Regions from separate parts of the Homo sapiens genome. Here region 2 is linked to region 1. A link is an interaction called in ENCODE POLR2A ChIA-PET data of the cell type or tissue named here. Cell type or tissue: Caco-2. All regions are shown on one strand. Each heading gives the region's core, and the rest is flanking DNA. Links, peaks and the distances in the headings are about the cores only. Region 1 overlaps OLA1 (Obg like ATPase 1). Region 2 has its middle 26 kb from the start of LINC01305.

The links. Peaks named below come from ENCODE experiments on the same cell type or tissue, not always from the same donor. Only the 100,000 strongest peaks of a DNase experiment are listed, where the experiment ranks them.
Region 2: POLR2A ChIA-PET joins it to region 1 with 5 read pairs; 2 of 35 experiments call an interaction of 5 or more read pairs at or near these places.

Annotation. Positions count from the first base shown.
Region 1 is chr2:174,233,133-174,245,232 of GRCh38, forward strand. All of the region lies in intron 2 of OLA1 (Obg like ATPase 1), which reads right to left. It also overlaps the pseudogene RN7SL65P. Among named protein-coding and RNA genes, the nearest start is that of OLA1, 9.3 kb to the right of the region's middle. RefSeq lists a silencer at 1-175. In Caco-2, for the core only: no CTCF peak of the experiment used is centred there; a DNase peak (open chromatin) is centred at 6,669.
Region 2 is chr2:174,293,571-174,305,670 of GRCh38, forward strand. It overlaps the pseudogene LRRC2P1. Among named protein-coding and RNA genes, the nearest start is that of LINC01305, 26 kb to the right of the region's middle. In Caco-2, for the core only: no CTCF peak of the experiment used is centred there; no DNase peak of the experiment used is centred there.

The DNA.
Region 1 (12,100 bases), core at 1,847-9,846:
ATTCATATACTCAAATATGAATATACTTATATGAGATATCTAGAGTAGTCAAAATCATGGAAACAGTAGAATGGTGGTTTCCAGGGGCTGGGGGGAAAGAGAAATGGGAAGTTGTTCAATGGGTATACAGTTTCAGTTACGCAAGATGAAAAAGTTCTAGAGATCTGTTATACAACAATGAATACAGTTAACACAATTGAACTGCACATTAAAAAACGATTAAGATGGTAAATTGTATAATATATTACATTTTTTATTTTGAGACAGAATCTCACTCTGTCACCCGGCTAGAGTGCAGTGTCACGATCTCGGCTTACTGCAACCTCCGCCTCCTGGGTTCAAGCGATTCTCATGCCTCAGCCTCCAGAGTAGCTGGGACTACAGGTGCATGACACCACGGCCAGCTAATTTTTTGTACTTTTAGTAGAGATGGGGTTTTGCCATGTTGGCCAGGTTGGCCTTGAACTCCTGAACTCAAGTGATCCTCCTGCCTCAGCCTCCCAAAGTGCTAGGATTATAGGCGTGAGCCACTGTGCGTGGCCATATATTATGTGTTTATTACCATAATTTCTTTAAAAAGTATCAAACTCAAATGGATAAATATTATACAAAATACCTAACCAGTACTCTTCAAAAATAAATCTTTGAAGGTCAGGAAAAATAAAACATTCAGAAACTGTCAAAGATTGGAGGAGATAGGAGACATGAAGACTAAAACACAACATGGTATTCAACACTGGAAAAGACAAAGGACATTAGTGGGAAAACTGGTGAAATCCAAATAAAGTCTGTGGTTTAGTAAAGCAAATACAGTTAACCCTTGAACAACACTGGTTTGAAATGCATGTTCAAAGTGCATGTGTCCACTTATACACAGATTATTTTCAATAAAATTTACACTGAATGTGCCTGCCCCTCCTTCCTCTCCTTCCACTTCCTCTCTATCTTCTGCCTCTGCCACCTGAGACAGCAAGACCAAACCCTCCACCTCCTTCTCCTCCTCAACCCACTCAACATGAAGACAACAAAGACCTTTATGATGATCCACTTTCACTTAGTGAATAGTAGCTACGTTTTCTCTTCCTTATGATTTTCTTAATAACATTATTTTCTCTAGCTTAGTTTATTGTAAGAATATAGTATAGAATAATACAACATACAAAATATAGCTTAATCAACTGTTTATGTTATTGGTAAGGCTTCCAGTCAATAGTTGGTTATTAGTAGTTAAGTTTTGGGGGAATCAAAAATTACACACAAATCTTTGACTGGGCCAGGGGTCAGTGCTCCTAATCCCCGAGCTGTTCAAGGGTCAACTGTAATTTCTTTTTTAACTTTCTTATTTTTTGGAGATAGGGTCTCACTTTATTGCCCAGGCTGGAGAGCAGTGGCATGAACATGGCTCACTGCAGCCTTGACCTCCCAGGATCAAGAGATCCTCCCGCTTCAGCCTCTCAAGCAGCTGGGACTACACGTGCGTACCACCACCCCTGGCTAATATCTGTATTTTTTGTAGAGACAGGGTTTCACCCTGTTGCACAGGCTGGTCTTCATCTCCTAAACTCAAGCAATCTGCCAGCTTCAGCCTCGTAAAGTGCTGGGATTATGGGTATGAGTCACCATGCCCAGCCCTCAACTGTACCTTAAGGAGAAAAAAAAAAATTATTTGAAATTATGTGGTGATACAGCAATACAGACTAGATTAGAATTCTGAAAAAGAAACTCATTTAAAATTTTAAAACTAGGCGGGGCATGGTAGCCCAAGCCTGTAATCCCAGCATTTTGGAAGGCAGAGGCGGGCAGATCACTTGAGGTCAGGAGTTTAAGACCAACCTGGTCAGTATGATGAAAGCCCATCTCTACTAAAAATACAAAAATTAGCCAGGCATGGTGGCACATGCCTGTAATCGCAGCTACGTGGGAGGCTGCGGTAGGAGAATTGCTTGAACCCAGGAGGCAGAGGTTGCAGTGAGTGGAGATCGCACCACTGCACTCCAGCCCGGGCAACAGAGCGAGACTTTGTCTTGGGAAAAAAATAAATAAATAAAACGTAAAACCCATTAATCTATGAAGTACCTCTAAGGCACACAGTTACTGCTGAATACTAGGAAAGAGTGATTAGGAAAACAGATCTGTTATTCAAAAAGATCATTCAGAACATATTAAAAAGAGAAAGTAAATAAGTCCCAAATCATAGATTTCTATGAAAGAACAGGCATTCTGGAATATTGACAAGCAGACAGTAAGATTTAAATTCATTTAAAATGGTTTTGGGGAGTTTTGCTTCCCCTCTGCTACAAGAACTGCCCTCCTGCTACAAAGAGCTAGAAAACCAGACAAAAATCTATGAAATAATAGTTTTCACACAAAGGACAATATGCATCACAGGACTGTGTTCCCTGAGAGAAGAATAACAAATAAACTAAGCTCTACAATTGCTCCAGCTTACTGCCTACTGATGCTTTCAAAGTCACCATTCCAAGAGGGGAAACCAACAGAACCCAGTAGTCACACCAAGTTGAAGAGACTAAGATGAGAGTTAGGAGGCCAAGGCAGCTAGAATTTATGGGAGAGTATACTAGAAAGGTGGGAGCTGCACAGAGAAAACGCTCTGAAGAGCTGCAGAGGGTCCCCTCAAGAACGCAGCTAAGTAATGATTTGCGCATGAGTAAATTCAATCACTACAAGTCCAGGGAAAGAACCACCCAAACAGAGTAGGATGAACAGTTCTCAGGGCTCACATGGAGATTGGAACAGTTCACATTCCTATGAGCCACAGTGGAGAGATCCTGTAATACAAGGGAATTTGGATAGAGTCCTCAAAAGGGTCAAGTCTTAGTACTAGGGCTTAAGTAGCACCAGAGCACAAAATCATATTAATCCATCATAAGAAGACTCAAAACAATTAATCTGATACATAAATAACTAAATGCCATACCGAGGTCCAACACTCTTTAAAGGAAAACAACAATATTTAGCATTTAACATAAAATCCACAGTGTATAGAATCCAATAAAAATTATAAGACATGCAAAAAAGCAGAAATATATATACCAAAATCAGGATAAAAGTCAGTAAATACAAATATAGTAATGAGAGATGAAGTAGCATAAAAGGACCTTAAAATAAATGTTACAAATCTTTTAAAATTTTTCTTAAGGATATAAAAGCTAATATAAAGACAGTGAGGAAGAAAATGAAACACATAATATCCAAATAAAATTATTGTTAAAAAGATACAATATTTGAAATAAAATGAAATTGAAATGAAAAATACACTGGACATGATTAACAGAAGATTGGACACTGCAAGCAAAAGACCTTGAAGACAGCAATAAAAGTATCCAAATGAAGCACAAAGAGAGAAAAAGACTGGAGAAAGAAATAACCAGAGCTTCAGCAGGATACTATCTAGGGAAGAACATGCATTTACAGCCATACATCGCTTAATGATGGAGATACATTCTGAGAAATGGGTCCTTAGGCAATTTCATCATCGTGCGAACATTACAGAGTATATTTACACAAACCTAGATGGTACAGCCTACTACACACCTAGGCTATATGGGATAGCCTATTGCTTCTAGGCTAAACCTGTACAGCATGTTACTGTACTGAACACTGTAGACAAATGTAACACAATGGCAGGTACTATATATCTAAACATAGAAAAGGAACAGTAAAAATACATATAAAAGTGAAATAGGACGCTTACCATGAGTGGAGCTTGCAGGCCTGGAAGGTGCTCTGGGTGAGTCAATGAGTGATGGTGAGTGAATGTGAGGGCCTAGGACATTACTGCACACTACTGTAGACTTTATGAACATTGTACATTCAGGATACACTAAAATTATTTTTTAATATTTTTCTTTCTTCAATAAATTAGCCTTAGCTTACCAATACTTTTTACTTTATCAACTTTAATTTTAACTTACTGACTCTTTTGTAATAACACTTAGCTTAAAATACAAATACACTGTATAGCTGTACAAAAATATTTTTTCTTTATATCCTTATTCCATATGCTTTTTTATATCTTTAAAATGTGTGCTTTTTTTAAAAACTTTTTTGTTAAACACCGAGACATAAACACATACATTAACCCAGGCCTACATGGAGTCTGATCATGAATATCACTGTCTTCCACCTACACATTTTGTCCCACAGGAAGGTTTTCAGGGGCAATAACACACATGGAGCTGTCATCTCCTATGATAACAATGCTTCCTTCTGGAATACCTCCTGAAGGAACTGCCAACGGCTGTTTTACAGTTACTTTTTTTTTTTATAAGTAGAAAGAGTACACTCTAAAGTAACCATAAAAATTACAGTATAGGCTGGGCATGGAGGCTAATGCCTGTAATCCCAGCACAAAGAGACTGAGGCAAAGAGATCGCTTGAAGCCAGGAGTTCAAGACCAGCCTAGGCAACACAGGAAGTCCCCATCTCTACAAAAATATATCTTTTTAATTACTCAGGTGGGGTGGCGTGTGCCTGTAGTCACAGCTATACTCAGGTGGCTGAGGCAGGAGGATTGCTTGAGCCCAGGAGCTCTAGGCTGCAGTAAGCTATGATCAGGCAACTACACTCCAGCCTGGGCAATGGAGCAAGACTCTGTCTCAAAAAACAAACAAACAAAAATTAACTATAGTAAATACATAAGCCAGTAACTGTCATTTATTATCAAGTATTACGTACTGTACATAATTGTATATGCTATACTTTTATATGACTGGCAGCACAGGCTTGTTTACACTAGCATCACCACAAACGTGAGTAATGCCTTGCACTATGAAATTACCACAACTACAGTATCACCAGGTGATAGAAAATTTTCACCTCCATTATAATCTCATGGGACCTCCGTCATATATGCAGTCAGTCATTGACCAACATCATTATGCAGCACTTGTCTGTAATAGGCATCCCAGAAAGGGAATAAAGTAGAAGATTATCTTCAAAGCACTAGAAGAATAACTGTTAACCTAGAATTCTACCCAGTGAAAATATCTTTCAAAATGAAGAAGTGATAAGCACATGAAAAGATGTCAATATTCTTAGCCATCAAGAAAACACCAATTGGCCAGCCACGGTGGCTCATACCTGTAATCCCAGCACTTTGGGAGGCGGAGGCAGGCGGATCACCTGAGGTCAGGAGTTTGAGACCAGCCTGGGTCAACATGGTGAAATCCTGGCTCTATTAAAAATACAAAAATTACCTGGTGGTGGCGCATGCCTATAATCCCTGTTACTTAGGAGGCTGAGGCAGGAGAATCACTTGAACCCAGGAGGTGGAGGCTGCAGTGAGCCAAGACTGTGCCACAGAACTCCAGCCTGGGCAACAGAGTGAGACTCTATGTCCAAAAAAAAAAAAAAAAAAAGAGAAAAAACACCAATCAAAAACTTCACAACTTGGCTATAATCAAAAAGATAACAACAAATGTTGACAAGGATGTGAAATATTGGAACCCACATACACCACCTGTGCGCACATAAAATGGTGCAGCCACTTTGGAAAACAGTTTGGCAGTCCTCAATAGTTAAATATACAGTCACATGTGACCCAGAAATTCTACTTCTAAATATATACCTAAGAGAAATAAAATCATATATCTAAATAAAAATTTATGTATCCTAAGGCTGAAGCAGACAGAGTACAAATAACATATTGTACTGAAATATAAAATATGTTGTATATAACTGAAAGATACTGTGGTGTCAGAAAGTAGAAAGCACTCAAAAAATAAAGAGGACATGTCAAAAGGAATATAAGTGAACATAAAGGCTCCTAATCACCAAATATGGGCAATTAGAGTGACAAAATAACAACAGTAATGGATTATAACCAAAAGAATAAATTAAGAATCTATACTGATATAAATAAATTATAATCAAATACATGAATAAATGGGAAACTCTTTTGTACAATAGGATTTTACACAATAGAAGTTCCATTGTTCCTTCTACAAATTGTTTCTTCTAAATGTAGAAGAAATAAGGGATATTTTTTAATCACCATTTGGCAAACACCACAATAATAACTGTTTCAGTAAGAATCAATAACACATGCCAAAATTAGGGGGCAAAAGTATGAGAAACAATATATGTACAAAATTTCAAAGGACCCCCTACAAGATGCTTATTAATTGCAATGGGAAAAATAACCCTTTCAGTGAAGAAATCTGTCAGATACCAACGAGCAATCAAAGTTAATATCACCAAAAATGGACAAATCAACATCATGTGCTTTCTAATACACTGTATTGAAAAGCATATGTCACTTATGTGCTCAAAAGTACATAACTTGAAATTAATTATGAGGAAACATCAGACAAACCCCAAATGAGAGCTGTACATAATAACTGGCCAGTACTCTTCAAAAGTGTCAAGGATATCAAACACAAAAAGAGACTGAGAATGTGTTCCAGGTTAAAGGAAACTAAGGAAACAAAACACTTAAATGCAGCTGGGCACAGTGGCTCATGCATATAATCCCAGCACTTGGAAGGACGAGGTGGGAGGATCACTTGAGGCCAGGAGTTTGAGACCAGCCTGGGCAACATAGTGAGAACCCATCTCTACAAAAAAAAAAAAAAAAAAAAAAGTTAAAAATTAGCCTGACATAATAAAATGTGCCTGCAGTCCCAGCTATTCAGGTGGCTGAGGTGGAAGCATCACTTGAGCCCAGGAATTTGAGGCTGCAGTGAGCTATGATCAGGCCAAGGTACTCCAGCCTGGATGACAGAGCGAGACTCTATCTCAAAAAAAAAACAAAAAACAATTAAATGCAACATACAATTATGGATTGAATCTTGGACCAAAAAAAGGACATTAGAGGGACAATTAGTAAATCAATGTTTATTTCCTGATTTTGATCATTGTATTATAGTTATAAAGATTTTAACACTTAGGGGATCCAAGCAGAGGTTAAATAGGAATTTTTAAAACTATTTTTGCAACTGTGAGTTTTTTTAAGCATGAAATTATTTCAAAAGAAATTTTTTTTCCATATGGGTCTTACTATATTGTCCAGGCTAGAGTGTAGTGGCTATTCAGAGATCTCACTACCCATCAGGACAGGAGTTTTGATCTGCTCTGTTTTTGACCTGGACCAGTTCACCCTCCTTAGACAACCTAGTGATCCTCCACTCCTGATAGGTCACCATATTGATGCTGAACTTAGTGCTGACACTGGATCACCACTGTGGGTGGCGTTGCAGACACCCAATCAGCATAGCACAACACAGCCCAGAACTCCTGGGCTCAAGGTATCCTCCTACCTCAACCTCCTGAGTAGCTGAGACTACATGTGGGCACCACTGAGACCAGCTCAAATTTTTTTTTAATTTAATCTTAAGTGAAAAGTCAAGCAAACTGGCAAGAGATCATTGTAATACATATCCAACAAAGAACTCATATCCAGAATAAAAAACTAATCATTAAGAAAAAAAAAGACTTTTTACATAAGATATCCAATAACATATGGAAAGATGCTCAAAATCACAAGCCATCAAGAGATATCTCTGATATCCATAGATACCTGTCTTCTCGGTAGACATGGGAATCTGACTCTTAGCTTAATTTTATCAGCTCTTTAGAATGAAAATACTCAGATCATCAGTATTTGCAGCCTAGAGAATAATTTTCCTCCTGTGAGTTCCTTTGAGCAATCAAGAATGGAGCTTCTAAAACACAAGTGAGCTAAGAATCAACTAGGCAGACTTCTAGGAACACATAGACATCACATATTTTGTATCAGGAAAATAGTGGACTGCAGTGGATTGAAGATGGCCACACATTTTTTGTCACTCCTCCCATCAAGAGGTAGAGTCTATTTCCCCTCTCCCCATGTCTCTGGGCTGGTGTCATGACTTGCCTTGACCAAAAGATTTCTGTGTAAGTTTGCTATGCCACTGCCACACCTCCATTCTCTCGAGAGCCAGACGCCAAGATATAAGGAAGCTTGGTCTAGAGACCACTTAGAAAGAGAATGAGGCCAAGTATAAGAGAAGTGCCCCAGACTTCCAGTCAATCCAGCTAAGGCCCCAGATCTGTTAAAATGGCCATCTTGGATCTTTCAGTCTCAACTAGCCACCAGCTGAATGCAGTCACATGAGGGATCCCAATGAGACTGGCAGAAGACCTTTCTAACTCACTACATTCCCGACGAACAAAAATTGTTACTATTTTAAACCATGAACTTTTGGAATGGTTTGCTACACATCAACAGATAACTATACAATGGTGATAATTCTCTTGTGATTTTTTCTTTTTTTTAGCATTTTCTACAACCTTTTCCCTCAGCAATGGTAAATGGCTTTCACAGACGCTGTGATTGGTCTGCAGAAATTTGGGAGAAGGCAATTTGCAGGGACACCAAAATGCATTCCCAGAAGGATCAGCTAAACAAGACAATTACTCTCCTGGGGCAGTTTGTGAGTGTTTGAACACAGTATACTAGTTGCCCATAATATCCATTTTCCCCTTCTTTCAGAGTAATCGTTTTTTGTTTTTTCTTTTTAAGACAGAGTCGCACTCTGTGGCCCAGGTTGGAGTGCAGTGGCACAATCTTGGTTCACTGCAACCTCTGCCTCCCAGGTTCAAGCCATTCTCCTGCCTCGGCCTCCCGAGTAGCTGGGATTAGAGGCGTGCGCCACCACACCCAGGTAATTTTTGTATTTTTAGTAGACATGGGGTTTCACCATGTTGGCCAGCCTGTTCTCAAACTCCTGACCTCAAGTGATCCGCTTGCCTCAGCCTCCCAAAGTGCTGGGATTACAGGCGTGAGCCTCTGCACCCAGCCAAGAGTAACAGAATTTTTAACCAAACATGTGGCTGTCAAAATAAAGACTACATTTCCTTGCCTTCCTTGCAACTAAATTCTTGTGACTAAATTCTGGACAAAGGGATGTTGGCAGAAGTATGGTATGGCAGTTTACAGGAAAAAGGCTGCTAGTCAAGTTTGGCCCCCTGACCCTTCGGATAACCAGCTGCCTGGAATTCACAACACCTTAGACCAGCAGCCGCCAACCTTTTTGGCACCAGGGACTGGACCGTGAATTGGCTGATGGAAGCCAATTTTTCCACGGACCAAGGGTGTGGGGGATGGTTTCAGGATGAAACTGCCCCATTTTAGATCATCAGGCATTAGTTCGATTCTCATAAGGAGCGTGCAACCTAGATCTCTTGCATGCGCAGTTCACAACAGGGCCTGCGCTCCTCTGAGAATCGAATGCTGCTGCTGACCTGACCGGAGGTGGAGCTAAGGTGGGAATGCTCACTCGCCTGCTGCTCGCCTCCTGCCATGCAGCCTGGTTCTTCACACGCCACAGATCGGTACCAGTCCCCAGCATGAGGTTCGGGAACCCTAGCTCTAGACCATGAGGATGAGGCCACATCCTAGGGATTGCCAAGCTGTGAAGTGAAAGGAGCATGGGTTCCTGAGGACTTCATAAAGCAGGTCCACTATACCAAGCTATGACTGCAAAATGTACATTTTTACATGAAGAAAAAAAACTGGTTATCTGGGGTTTTCTGATGCTCTTAATTGAACCTAATCCCATCTGATGCAGTGGATAGCAACAAGAAGAGCTATCCCTCACAGAAATAAAGAAGTTTGGAACACTGTATCAAAACGTACTTTCGCCCCCAATATTCTCTAAGCCTCACAACCACAATAATACACTGCTCCAACAGGAGCTCATTTATAAAGGGTCACTCAGGTAAGAAAAAGCAGTACAGAACTAGAAACCAAATCTCCATATTCTTTCTACTTCATTAAAAGAGGTCATTTAATTGCCCAGCACGGTGGCTCACACCTGTAATTCCAGCAGGCGTGAGCCACCACACGGGGCAAGGAGACAGGCTTTTTTGTGTTTTTGTTGTTTTTTTTTTCAGATGGAGTCTCGCTCTGTCACCCAGGCTAGAGTGCAGTGGCGCGATCTCAGCTCACTGATACCTCCGCCTCCCAGGTTGAAGCAATTCTCCTGCCTCAGCCTCCTGAGTAGCTGGGATTACAGGGGCGTGCCACCACACCTGGCTAATTTTTGTATTTTTAGTAGAGATGGGGTTTCACCACGCTGGTCAGGCTGTGAAACCAGCCTCAGGGCAGCATGGTGAAACTCCATCTACAAACAATACAAAAATTAACCAGGCACGGTGTTTTGTGTGCCTGCAGTTCCAGCTATTCAGGAGGCTGAGGAGTAGGGACTGCTTGAGCCCGGGAGATTTAGGCTGCAGTGAGCCATGATCATGCCACCGCACTCCAGCCTGGGCAAGAGAATAAAATCTTGTTCAAAAAACAAAAACATGTCTCCTTATCACTAAATCTACATCCAGCCGTCAAAGGGGAAATATGTATCCCATTAACAAATAATTACTAAATATCTACTATGTTCCTAACACCATCGTGTCCCGTTAACAAATAATTACTAAATATCTACTATGTTTCTAACACCAGTCTAGGCACTAGAAATATACCAATAAGCAAGAACGAGACAATCGGTACCTTCCTACCTTCACAGAATTTAAATTGCAATGGAGGGGAATGTCAAACCACTTATTAAATTAGATAATATATATAAAGTACTCAAAATAGCGATTGGCATATAGTAAATGTTCAATATCTGATTAGCTATAAATATTACCTCTAAGTTTCTGGGTCATCAGCCTTATGCAGACTAAAAAGTAAGCCTTCCTATTCACCCAGCTAAAAACCAAGAGATTCTCTAGATGGTTTTGTACTGAATGTCCTTACTTTTGATCAGCAGGCCATCCTTTAGAGAACCGTCTCCCTCCCACAATCTATATCTTGTAGATCTATACAGAAGCACACAAGTCCGGTCGGATTTCCTTACTCAGGAATTGGAATTACAGGAGAGACAGGAAATGAGAAACACCCAGAAATCCAGGGATTCACATGGCTGAGCTCCACATGGACCCATTTCTGCCAGCACCACTTGGCTCTTATCCCTCTTGAGGCCTGGCTGTTCAGATTGTAATTCACTTATTCCAATAAACCTCTTTTTCCTGCTGAAAACAGCCAGAATTGTGTTGCTTACAAAGAATCCTACCTGATACAGTTGTGTGAAGTAAGATCATTCTACAAAAAGTAGTGTTTACAACCAAATACAATTGCCGAAACTCATTAAACTGTACCTTTAAAATGAGTGAATTTTACTATTTGTGAAGTATACCTCAATGACACTGGGAGGGGAAAGCATTTTATTTAAAAGTGTAAACAGCACACACACTTATTCTGAATAATAAAATATTTTTAGGTTACTTCCACGTACATTAATTTCATTATGCTCTATGACTAAAAAGCTATGGTCGTCCCTCCATAGCTGCAGGGGATTGGTTCTAAGATTCCAGCAGATTGAGTCCCTTATATACAATGGTGTAGTATAATACCTAATGCAATGTAAATGATAGGTAAATAGTTGTTTACTATTTTTTTTACTGTTATATTCTCATTTTTTATTTAATTAAAAAAAAATTTTTTTTTTTTGAGACGGAGTCTCGCTCTGTCACCCAGGCTGGGGTGCAGTGGCGGGACCTTGGCTCACTGCAACCTCCACCCCCCGGGCTCAAGCTGTTTCTCCTGCCCCAGCCTCCCGAGTATCTGGAATTACAGGCTCCTGCCACCATGTCCGGCTAATTTTTGTTGTGTTTTTTTAAAGTAGAGATGGGGTTTCGCCATGTTGGCCAGGCTGGTTTCAAGCTCCTGACCTCAAGTGATCCACCCACCTCGGCCTCCCAAAGTGCTGAGATTACAGGCATGAATCACCATGCCCAGCCAATTTTTTAAAAAAATATTTTTGATTTGAGATTGGTTGAATCCAAGGATGTGAAACCACAGATACAGAGGGTTGCCTATATGTACAGAAAACACTTAATATGGCCCATTTTAATATAGTCCCATTTAAAATCAAGTTGTAGTAACTGCAACAATTCTAGAATGAGAAGTATGTCAATATCTCAAAACTTAACTTCCTTACTAGTGCAATAAAGCTCACAACATAAATAATGATCATAGCTTGCTTTCACGTTTATTGATAGCACCCTACAGTATTTTGATTAATTATTTGTTTTGCTTACA
Region 2 (12,100 bases), core at 2,597-10,596, 61 kb after region 1:
CCAGCTGCCATTGGGATTTTGATAGGGATTTCAATTAATTTATAGATTGCTTTGACTAGCATTGACATTTTAATAACATTAATTCTTCCAGTCTCTAAACACAAGATATCTTTTCATTTATTTGTGTTTTCTTTAATTTCTTTCATCAATATTTTATAGGTTTTGGTGTACAAGATTTCATCTCCTTAGCTAAGTTTATTTCCAAGTATTTTATTCTTTTGATGCTATTGTAAATGGGATTATTCTCTTAATTTCCTTTATGAATAGTTCATTGTTAGTGTATAGAAATGCAACTGATTTTTGCATGTTGATTTTGCATCTTGTAACTTTCCCAAATTCATTTATTAGTTTTAACAGATTTTTTTGCGGTCTTTAGGTCTTTAGTGTCTACTATATATAAGATCATGTCATCTGCAAACAGAACTTGTTTTACTTCTTCATTTGCAAGTTGGATGCCTTTTATTTCTTTTTCTTTTTCTTGCCTAATTGCTGTGACTCGGCCTTTTAGTACTAGTAACCTTAACCCTAACTCTTCTATTAATAGTACTATTCCAGTACTCTCCCACTATGGTGAGAGTGGGCATCTGAAACAATAACACTTCTAGAAGAAAGCATAGGGAAAAAAGCTTTTTGACATTGTTCTTGGCAATGTTTTCTTGGATATGACACCGAAAGCACAGGCAACAAAAGCCAAAACAGACAAGTGGAATTACACCAAACTAAAAAGCTTTTTCACAACAAAGGAAACAATCAACAAAATGACAAGGCAACCTACAAAAAGAAAAAATGTATTTGCAAACCATATATCTGATAAGGGGTTAATATTTAAAATATATAAGGAACACCTACAACTTAACAGCAAAAACAAAAACTAAAAACAATCCATCTTTAAAATAGGCAAAAGATCTGAATAGCTATTTCTCCAAAGAAGACATACAAATGGCCAACATGTATATGAAAGGCGCTTAACATAAGTAACCATCAGGGAAGTGCAAATCAAAACCACAAGGAGCTATTACTCACACACATTAGAATGACCATTATATATAAACAAAACAAAACAAAAAAACAAAAGTGTTGGTGAAATAGAGAGAAAAGAAAACCCCAATACATTGTTAGTGGGAATGTAAATTGGTACAGCCACTATGGAAGACAGTATGGAAACTCCTCAAAAAATTAAAAAGAGAACTACCATATGATCCAACAATCCCATTTCTGAGTATATATTTGTAGAGGAGCTGAAATCAGCATGTCAAAAAAATCTGCAAATATGTATATATTGCCACATATCCAAAATATATATATGGAAGTAACCTAAATATCCATCAGTGGATAAATGGATAAAGAAAGTATGGTATATGCATAAAATAGGATATTATTTAGCCTTAAAAAATAAAGAAACTCTGCCACTTGCAATAATATGGATGAACCTGGGGGATATTATGCTAAGTGAAGTAAGCCAGACATGGAAAAATGAGTAACTGCCTGATCCCACTTATATGAGGAATCTTGGATAGTAACACTCATAGGAGCAGAAAGCAGCATGGTGGTTTACAGAAACTGGTAGAAGGGGAAATGTGAAGTTGTTGGTCAAAGGGTACAAATTTTCAGTTACACAACATGGATAAGTTCTGGAGACCTACTACACAGCATAGCGCCTATAGTTAACAGTACTGTAACGTACACTTATATATTTTCTAGGAGTGTAGGTCTTATGTTAACTGTTCTTAGCACAAAAAATAATAATAAATAAATAACGGGAGAGGAAGAAAACTTTTGGAGGTGATAGATATGTATGTTTATGGCCTGGATTGTGATGATGGTTTCAGGAGCGTATACATATTTCCAAATTAATCATTATATACATTTAATACATACAGTTTTTGTGTCTCAATCATACCTCCATAAAGTGATTTTTAAAAATTCCTTGGAGGAATCCTGTATTGACTGGCTAGTCAGTCCTTTCACACTGATGAAGATGGGCTGTACTTTTGTCATCTGACCATCTTTCTCCATCCCTTTTCGGGTTTCTGAAGCCCTTTTGCTGGTGTATTGTGAAGGCTTTTAAGGAACATTTGCTTCCTCAGCAATGTCATTCATCCAAGTTTCCACAGTGAGTGTTCCATCTTATGTCAGCATCCCACCAGGGCAAGCAGAAGAATTTATGACCCTTCAAGTTCAAAGTTTATGCCTCTCTGTTGGATCATCCACTCAGTTGCTCATTTTTATCTCTCAGAAACCTCAAACTCTTCACTCATGTGCCTGGGAAAGATCACAGGCAAGTTCTTAAGCCCAAAGAACAATCTCACCTTTACCTACTGTATCAGGTCTACCTATTACCCAGAATCTCTTTGATGACTCATCTCACCCAATAATACTGATTGACACTTTTCTCTCTAAAGATAAAGTGAGAGTTTAGGGAGTGATTCTCCCATATGCACTAAAAAGCAAAATTAAGCAACAGTATCAGAAAGTTCATCATATCACAATGGAAACTGAAAAACAGGGTGGCATCAAGCAACAGATGAAAATTAAGGTATTTAAAACTACAGTGGGGCTCAATCTCTTTCAAAAACATATAAAATCTGATATCATACCAAAATTCTTGAAGCACAAATGAAGACTTAGACAATCTGTGTGGTGGCCGGGCACAATGGCTCACACCTGTAATGCCAGTACTTTGGGAGGCCGAGGTGGGCGGATCACTTGAGGTCAGGAGTTCGAGACCAGCCTGGCCAACATGGTGAAATCCCGTTTCTACTAAAAATACAAAAATTAGCCAGGCGTGGTGGTGGGCACCTGCAATCCCAGTTACTAGGGAGGCTCAGGCAGGAGAATTGCTTGAACCTGGGAGGCAGAGGTTGCAGTGAGCCAAGACAGTGTCACTGCACACCAGCCTGGGCAACGGAGCGAGACTCAGTCTCAAAAAACAAACAAACAAAAAATCTGTGTGGTAGCTGAGCTCATCAAAAACAGTTCCAGCTGGGCACAATGGCTCATGCCTATAATCTTTGGGAGGCTGTGGTGGGAGGATTGCTTGAGCCTAGGCGTTTGGGACCAGCCTGGGAAACACAGGAAGACTCCATCTCTACAAAAAAATTGAAAATTAGCCAGGTGTGGTGGTGTGCGCCTGTAGTCCCAGCCACTCAGGAGGTTGAGGTGGGAGGATTGCCTGAGCCTGGGAGGTTGCAGCTGTAGTGAGCCACGATGGCGCCACTGCCCTCCAGCCTGAGCAACAGAGCAAGACCCTGTCTCAAAAGAAAACCAAACAGGCCGAGTGTGGCAGCTCACGCCTGTAATCCCAACACTTTGGGAGGCCAAGGCAGGTGGATCACTTGAGGTCAGGAGTTCGAGACCAGCCTGGCCAACATGGTGAAATCCCATCTCTAACTAAAAACACAAAAATTAGCCAGGCGTGGTGGTGTGCACCTGTAATCCCAGCTCCTCAGGAGGGTGAGGCAGGAGAATCACTTGAACTTGGGAGGCAGAGGTTGCAGTGAACTGAGATCGCACCATTGCACTCCAGCCTGGGCAACAGAGCGAGACTCCATCTCAAAACAACAACAACAACAACCAAACAGCCGGCCACAGTGGCTCAAGCCTGTAATCCCAGCACTTTGGGAGGCTGAGGTGGGTGGATCACTTGAGGTCAGGAGTTCGAGACCAGCCTGGCCAACGTGGTGAAACCCCATCTCTACTAAAAATACAAAAAAAAAAATTAGCTAGGTGTGGGGGTGCACACCTGTAGTCCCAGCTACTGGGGAGGCTGAGGCAAGAGAATCACTCAAACCCGGGATGCAGAGGCTGCAGTGAGCCGAGAACACACCACAACACTGCAGCCTGGGCAACAGAGCAAAACTCTGTCTCAAAAAAAAAAAAAAGACAACCAACCAAACAAAAAACAGTTCCCTGCCCAAGACATGAGATGTGGATATGTGTGGCATCAGGGTAACAGTTAGCTCTGATAAGCTAAGGTGGGGGTGCAGGATGATTACCGCCAGAAGAATTGCTATAAGGATATACACTGACATTCTGCTTCAATGTGGCATCTCAATAGAATACTGGAAAAACATCAGTGACAGTGCTTCCTGAGAAAAGATTTTGAGTAGAGGATACATTTTAAGGGACAAAGTTACAAATAGTAATAAGGACTGTGAAGGGTGGTGACTGCTATACATTTAAAAAGAACATGTGAGCCATATGTGGGAAGAAATGCTTTGGGCATTGCTGTTAGAGAGAATGGTCATTTCTTTGGCAGAACTAGTGGTTGGTCCTGTTAAGGAGGTTTTTCTCCCCTATCTTTCCACCTAAAAAACACCTTAGCACTGAGTAGCAAGGGTTTGTATTTCACTATAAGATGCATGATTCTGAAATTGAAAGTGTGGTGATAAAACCTGAAAGGATATTACATAGACCACCAGGTTGGTCTTATTTGAATGCTGAGACCAGAACAGTCTGTTGAATTATTTCTTCATTTGACATATTTCTTTTAATAACTGTGGAAGACTGCATTTTTGTTCTCGATTATTCCCCACACTTCCCATAAGAGAATTTTATATCCTACATATTTCCATGTGACTTGCAGTGCCTTCCTACAGGTGCAGACTTCCCCACTCTATTAAGGTTAGGTTAACCCATGTGATTTCCTTCAGCCAATGAAATGTGAGGCATAAGCCATGTTTACCATCTAAACAGGAATTAAAGAGACATTGCATGGCTTAGCCATTGTACTCTTTTCTCTCTGTCACAGTAACGAATGTCTTTCATCTGTGTTACTCCGTCAACCTGGATTCTGAAATGAATACCCATTGAGCTAAGCTGCAGCTGACATGTACCAAGAGGGAGAAATAAACCTTTGTTGTCATAAACCACTGAGATTTGGGGGTGTTTCTTATTGCCACATAAACTAGCAAGAGCTCATTAATGCAATAATCTTACAAATTAGCACGGGAGCTATCCACTGACCGCAGTTATCAAGTATGCAATTACATATTCCAGATGAAGTGCTAGAGTCCAAATAGCTAAGATAAAAACATGCCTCACAAAGAAATGTAATTGATATTAATCTTAATTTTCTACCTAGAACTTTTCTTCACCTATTTGGTAGGTCGATAACAGGTTATAGAGTATAATATTTCCAGCTTCTGCATGTTCATTAAAAAGACCTCCATTGTACTCCATCAAATTAAGACTGTAATTAACCTAACATGTCTCCAAATAAAAGCCAACTTTTTCTGCTAACTTTTAAGGAAATCCTCACTTTCATTCAAAGATTCCTAATTCTAGCGGTGAGAAAACTATTTGCATTTACAACTTTGAATAAACAATTCAATTGACCTCCAACCTTCCCAACAGTTTCAAAAGCAAAATCATACATTAGAATACAACACAAAAGCACTAGGAGCCAGGCAACATTCCATAGGTTTTAACAGCCAATGAAACTCCAGACCATAATTAGTTCCTCTCTCAGTATTTTATCATAAAAGCCTAAGAAGTTTTTACAATTTCTAGGCTTGATATCTTTTAAGGCCAAATAATGTAGCCTCATTTATTTTTACTCTTTTTAAAAAATTTTTTGGAGGGAGGTATTCATATATTTGACATTTGAAAATCACTTTTCTTAACAACTATGATAGTGGTTTCTAGACTTTGTCCTTAAGCACAAGCCATTCTTCCTACATGACATGACCCATAACACAAAAACTTAAAGCTCCACAGAATAGTGAGACTTTGCTGTCTTCTGATGGATGATATCAAAGTTGAAGGCTAAAAGACCCTTTGGTGGTATAGCTTGGGACAGATTCTCTTTCCTTAAGATCTTCAATATAGGCTTTCATACATTCTTGTTTTTTTGAGACAGAACCTCACTCTGTCACCCGGACTGGAGTGTGGTGGCACAATCTTGGCTCCCTACAACCTTTGCCTTCTGGGTTCAAGTGATTCTCCTGCCTCAGCCTCCAGAGTAGCTGGCATTACAGGCACGTGCCACCACACCCCACTAATTTTTGTATTTTTAGTAGAGACAGGGTCTCACCATGTTGGCCAAGCTGGTCTCAAACTCCTGACCTCAACCGATCCACCTACCTTGGCTTCCCAAAGTGCTGGGATTACGGGCATGAGCCACCGCACCCAGCCTCATAAATTCTTTATCAAGGCTCATGCCTATATTTCTAACACTTTGGGAGGCCAAGGCGGGCGGAAAACTTGAGCCCAGGAGTTCGAGACTAGCCTGGCCAACATGGCAAAACCCCATCTCTACTAAAAATACAAAAATTAGCCAGGTGTGGTGGTGCACAGCTCTGGTCCCAACTACTCAGGAGGCTGAGGTGGAGGAATCGCTTGAACTCAGGAGGTGGAGGTTGCAGTGAGCTGAGATCGTGCCACTGCACTCAAGCCTGGGTGACAGAGCAAGACTCTGTCAAAAAAAAGGAGGGGATTGTTTATAAGGCTTACAAATTTTAAAGGTGTGGAGGAGTCACAAAGAGCAGCTGAAAGCTCCACCAAGTGGTCCCCATTGACGACTAACAAGGTGCGCTTCTTCAGGTTAAGCATGGGGTAAGGAAGGTAGGTCAACTTGCTTCTATACAAGAGAAAGCCCTGCGGCTCTTCCAGCCTGTATCTTGCCGCAAGGCAGTCAGGTTATTGTTGCTGATATCCAACCACTGCAAATAGACATCCTCAGGACACAGACTGGGACACTGGAAAACTTGTTTGCTGAGATATCTACGAATGCAACTGGCTTCCAATTACTTAATTCAAAAGGCAGCTCTGTGAATTCCAGATTTCCAGAACAATCCAGTCCCTCTAGATTTCACAATCTCCCAGCTCTGGAGGAATGCTCTTCAGATAGTTGAAACTCACATTGAGTTATTTCAGGTTCTTCAAACAACTGAGTTTAGCTGGAAAATGTGAGATTTGTTTCTTTGGCAGATCCTGAATTCTCATCGCTTGAAACAGCTCAATATATGTGGGAGTAATTTGAATCAGGGTGTCGCATACATGCCATTCTCTCAGGTGCGTCTGCTCCTTTAACAAATCTGGCAGCTCCGTCCAGTACTCCCCAGAAAGTCCAAACACAAACACACTGCTCCATTTGCCTCTGTCCTTGGGAAGTGAACTCTGCCTTGTGAGAGCTTTCCTTTCTATCTTTTCCAGAAGCTGCATGCTATGAATGTCTATGAAGCCACTATCCCAGCCAGTACTCAGCCCAGGAGATGCCTTTCCTCCTGCACTTGACCTCAAGGGGCCACTCCTCCTTTGTCTTTTCTGATGCACTCTTCTCAAGACTTTCTGCCTCCTTCTTCTGCCAAACTTGTGCTTCTTGACACAAGTTTCCCACAAGGCTCTGACAACAGAAATGTCAAATATGACCACTTTGTATCCCATTTTGGGAGCACGAAATTACCCGTGGGGAATGCGGATCTTTTCGGTGGGTTCTGGTCCTTGGGTGAGACAGGATTTTTTGTGGCTGAAAGGCTAGCGCCCTGGAGTTCTGGACTGTCTTCAGCCCAGCCAATACCAACATCACCAGACTGAGGGCCTCGGTTCCCTCCTCTCTTCTTTCTTTTTTAGAGACAGGATCTTGCTCTGTCACCTAGGCTGGAGTACAGTGGTGCGATCACAGTTCACTGCAGTCTCAAACTCCTGGCCTCATGTTATCCTCCTGCCTTGGCCTCACAAAGCCCTGGGATTTTGGGTGTGAGCCACTGCACCTGACCACTCAATTTTTAAAGAAAGAATTTATTTTAAATCCTGTATCTGTACAATATCCAAACAATTCATCAAATCAATGAAAAATGTTAGGCAATTCAGCTGTTCGATGCAACATTGGCACAAAGTGAGTCTCCAACTCCTGCCCTCAAGCACTCCTCCCACCTTGGCCTCCCAAAGCACTGGGATTATAGGTGTGGACCACTGTGCCTGGCTGTTTTTGTTTTCCTTAAGAAAAAAAAAAAACAATGGCTTGGTTTTATAACTACCAAATTGGAAAATTGGCTTGGCCTCTGGGCCAGACAGGTGTTATAATATTTCTACTGAGTTTAGCATACTATTCAGTCACAGGTAGAGATCCCGGGCAATGCTGAACCCCTTAGCCTCCCCTCCAAACAAACCAATGCTTTCTCCTATTGTTGTCTCACATTTTACTTCCACATATGCTGTAAACCTCATACTCTGTTATTACTTTTAACAATCATCTTTTTTTATTTTGGGTTTTCTTTGCTTTTATTATTATTTTAAATGGACACATAGTAATTGTACATATTTATGAGGTACAGTGTGATATTTAGATACATGTGTACAATGTATAATGACCAAATCCAGGTAATTAGCATATCCGTCACCTCAAATATCTATCATTTCTTTGTTTTGGGAGCATTCAAAATCTGCTTTTCTAGCTATTTGAAAATATACAATAAATCGTTGTTAATTATAGTCTCCCTGTAGTGTTATAGAACACCAGGAATTATTCCTCCTACCTAGTTGTATTTTTACTTCTGTCAACCAACTTTTGCCTATCTTCCCCTCCCCACCAACTCATCTCTGCCTCTAGTAACCACTATTCTACTTTCTATCTCTAAGAGATCAACTTTGTAGCTTCCACGTATGAGGAAGAACACACAGTATTTATCTTTCTCTGTCTGGATTATTTCACTTAACCTAACGTCCTCCAAGTTCATTCAGGTTGCTGTGAATGACAGAATTTTTTAATTTGTTATGGCAGTATTCTGTTGTGCATATACACCATGCTTTCTTTCTTTTTTTTTTGAGACGGAGTTTTGCTCTTGTTGCCCAGGCTGGAGTGCAGTGGTCTGATCTCGGTTCACTGAAACCTTCGCCTCTCAGATTCAAGTGATTCTCCTGCCTCAGACTCCTGAGTAGCTGGGATTACAGGCATCCGCCACCACGCCAGGCTAATTTTTTGTATTTTTAGTAGAGATGGGTTTTCACCATGTTGGCCAGGCTGGTCTCGAACTCCTGACCTCAGGTGATCCACCTGCCTCGGCCTCCCAAAATGCTAGGATTACAGACTTGAGCCACTGCACCCGGCCCTATACCATGCTTTCTTTATGTATTTTTATTTTTATTTGAGACGGAGTTTCGCTCTGTCACCAGGCTGGAGTGCAGTGGCCCAATCTCGGCCCCCTGCAATCTCCGCCTCCCGGGTTCAAGTGATTCTCCTGCCTCAGCCTCCCGAGTAGCTGTGCTATGCTTTTTTTTTTTTTTTTTTTTTTTTTTTTTTTGAGATGATGTTTCACTCTTGTTGCCCAGGCTGGAGTGCAACGGCACGATCTCAGCTCACCGCAACCTCCACCTCCTGGGTTCAAGCGATTCTCCTGTCTCAACCTCCTGAGTAGCTGGGATTACAGGCGCCCGCCACCATGCCCAGCTAATTTTGCATTAGCTGGTCTCGAATTCCTGACCTCAGGTGATCTGCCCGCCTCAGCCTCCCAAAGTGCTGGGATTACAGATGTGAGCCACTGTGCCCAGCCTGTACCATGCTTTCTTTATCCATTCATCTGTTGATGGATATGTAGGTGGATTCCATGTCTTAACTATTGTGAACAGTGCCACAATAAACATGAGAGTGCAGATATCTCTCTGACATATTGATGTCCTTTCCTTTGGATATATACCTAGATGTGGGATTGCTGGATCATATGGTAGTTCTATTTTTAGGGGTTTTTGGGTTTTTTTGTTTTGTTTTGTTTGTTTGTTTTTTGAGAGGGAGTCTCGCTCTGTTGCCCAGGCTGGAGTGCAGTGGCGCGATCTTGGTGCACTGCAACCTCTGTCTCCTGGGTTCAAGCTATTCTTCTGCCTCAGCCCCCTGAGTAGCTGGAATCACAGGCATCCGCCACCACACCCGGCTAATTTTTTGTATTTTTAGTAGAGATGGGGTTTCACCATTTTGGCCAGGCTGGTCTGGAACTCCTGATCTCAAGTGACCCACCTGCCTAGGCCTCCCAAAGTGCTGGGATTACAGGCATGAGCCACTGTGCCTGGCCTATTTTTAGTTTCTCGAGGAACGTCCACACTGTTTTCCATAATGACTGCTAATTTATATGGCTACAAACAGGGCATAAGAGTTCTCCTTTCTCACTGGGCGCGGTGGCTCACACCTATAATCGCAGCACTTTGGGAGGCCAAGGTGGGTGGATCACGAGGTCAGGAGATCGAGACCATCCTGGCTAACACGGTGAAAACCCGTCTCTACTAAAAATACAAAAAAATTAGCCGGGCACGGTGGCGGGCGCCTGTAGTCCCAGCTACTCGGGAGGCTGAGGCAGGAGGATGGCGTGACCTGGGAGGCGGAGCCTGCAGTGAGCCGAGATCGGACCACTGCACTCCAGCCTGGGCAACAGAGAGAGACTCCATCTCAAAAAAAAAAGAGTTCTCCTTTCTCCACCTCCCTACAAGCATTTGTTGGGTATTTTTTTGTTTTTGTTTTTTGTTTTTAATAATAGCCTTTCCAACTGGGGTAAGAGAACTTATTGTGGTTTTGATTTGTATTTCTCTGATGATTAGTAATGTTGAACATCTTTTCATATACCTGTGGGCCATTTGTATATCTTCTTGAATGAGAGATATCAGTTCAGCTCATTTGCCTATTTTTCATTTATTTATTTTTTTCTGTTGAGTTGTTTGCATTCCTTGAGTTCCTTGTATACTCTGGATATTAATCCCTGGCTGGATAAATAGCTTGCAAATATTTTCTAACATTCTGTAAGTCGTCTCTTCACTCTGTTGATTGTTTTCTTTGCTGTGCAGAAGCTTTTTCATTTGACAGAATTCCATTTGTCTGTTTTTGCCTTTATTGCCTATACTTATGAGGTCTTTTCCATAAAAATCTTTGACCAGGCAATGTCCTGAAGCATTTCTCCTGTCTTTATAGTTTTTGGTCTTACATTTAAATCTTTTTTTGTTTTTTGTTTTTTTTTCTTTTTTTTGAGATGGAGTTTCAAAGAGTTTCACTCTTGTTGCCCAGGCTGGATTGCAATGGCATGATCTCGGCTCACTGCAACCTCTGCCTCCTGAGTTTGAGCGATTCTCCTGCCTCAGCCTCCTGAGTAGCGCCCACCACCACGCCCGGCTAATTTTTTTGTATTTTTAGTAGAAACAGGGTTTCACCATGTTGATCAGGCTGGTCTTGAACTCCTGTCCTCAAGTGATCCACCTGCCTTGGCCTCCCAAAGTTCTGGGATTACAAGTGTGAGCCACTGTGCCCAGCCTACATTTAAATCTTTAATCCATTTTGAGGTTTGTTTGTTTGCATTTTTTTGTGATGGAGTTTCGTTATTTTTGCCCAGGCTGGAGTGCAATGGCGTGATCTCGGCTCACTGCAACCTCTGCCTCCGGGCTTCAAGTGATTCTCCTGCCTCAGCCTCCTGAGTAGCTGGGATTACAGGCAGGTGCCACCACACCTGGCTAATTTTGTATTTTTAGTAGAGATGGGGTTTCTCCATGTTGGTCAAGCTGGTCTTGAACTCCCGACCTCAGGTGATCCACCCACCTCGGCCTCCCAAAGTGCTGGGATTATAGGCATGAGCCACCATGCCTGGCTTTTTTTTTTTTTTAATATGGTGAGAGACAGGGGTCTAGTTTTATTTTTTCACATACAAATATTCAGTTTTCCAGCACCATTTATTGAAAAGACTGCCCCTTCCCCAATAAATGTTCTTGGCATCTTTGTTGAAAATAAGCTAACTGCAAATATGTGGATTTATTTTTGGGCTCTCTATTCTGTCCCATTCATCTGTGTGCCTGCTTTTGTGCCAGTGCCATGTTGTTTTGTTACTATAGCTCTTGTAGTATATTTTGAATTCCAGTAGTGTGATGCCTCCAATTTTGTTCTTTTTGCTCAAGATTGCTTTGGCCATTCATGGCTTCTTGTGGTTCCATAGAAATTTTAAGGTTTTTTTTCTATTTCTGTGAAGAGAGTCATTAATATTTTGATAGGGATGGTATTTAATCTGTAGATCACTTTTAATAGTATGGTCATTTTCACAATATTCTTCCAAGAATATTGGAAACATGAACATGGGATGTCTTTCCATTTTTGAGTGTGTCCTCTTCAATTTATTTCATCGGTGTTTTATAGTTT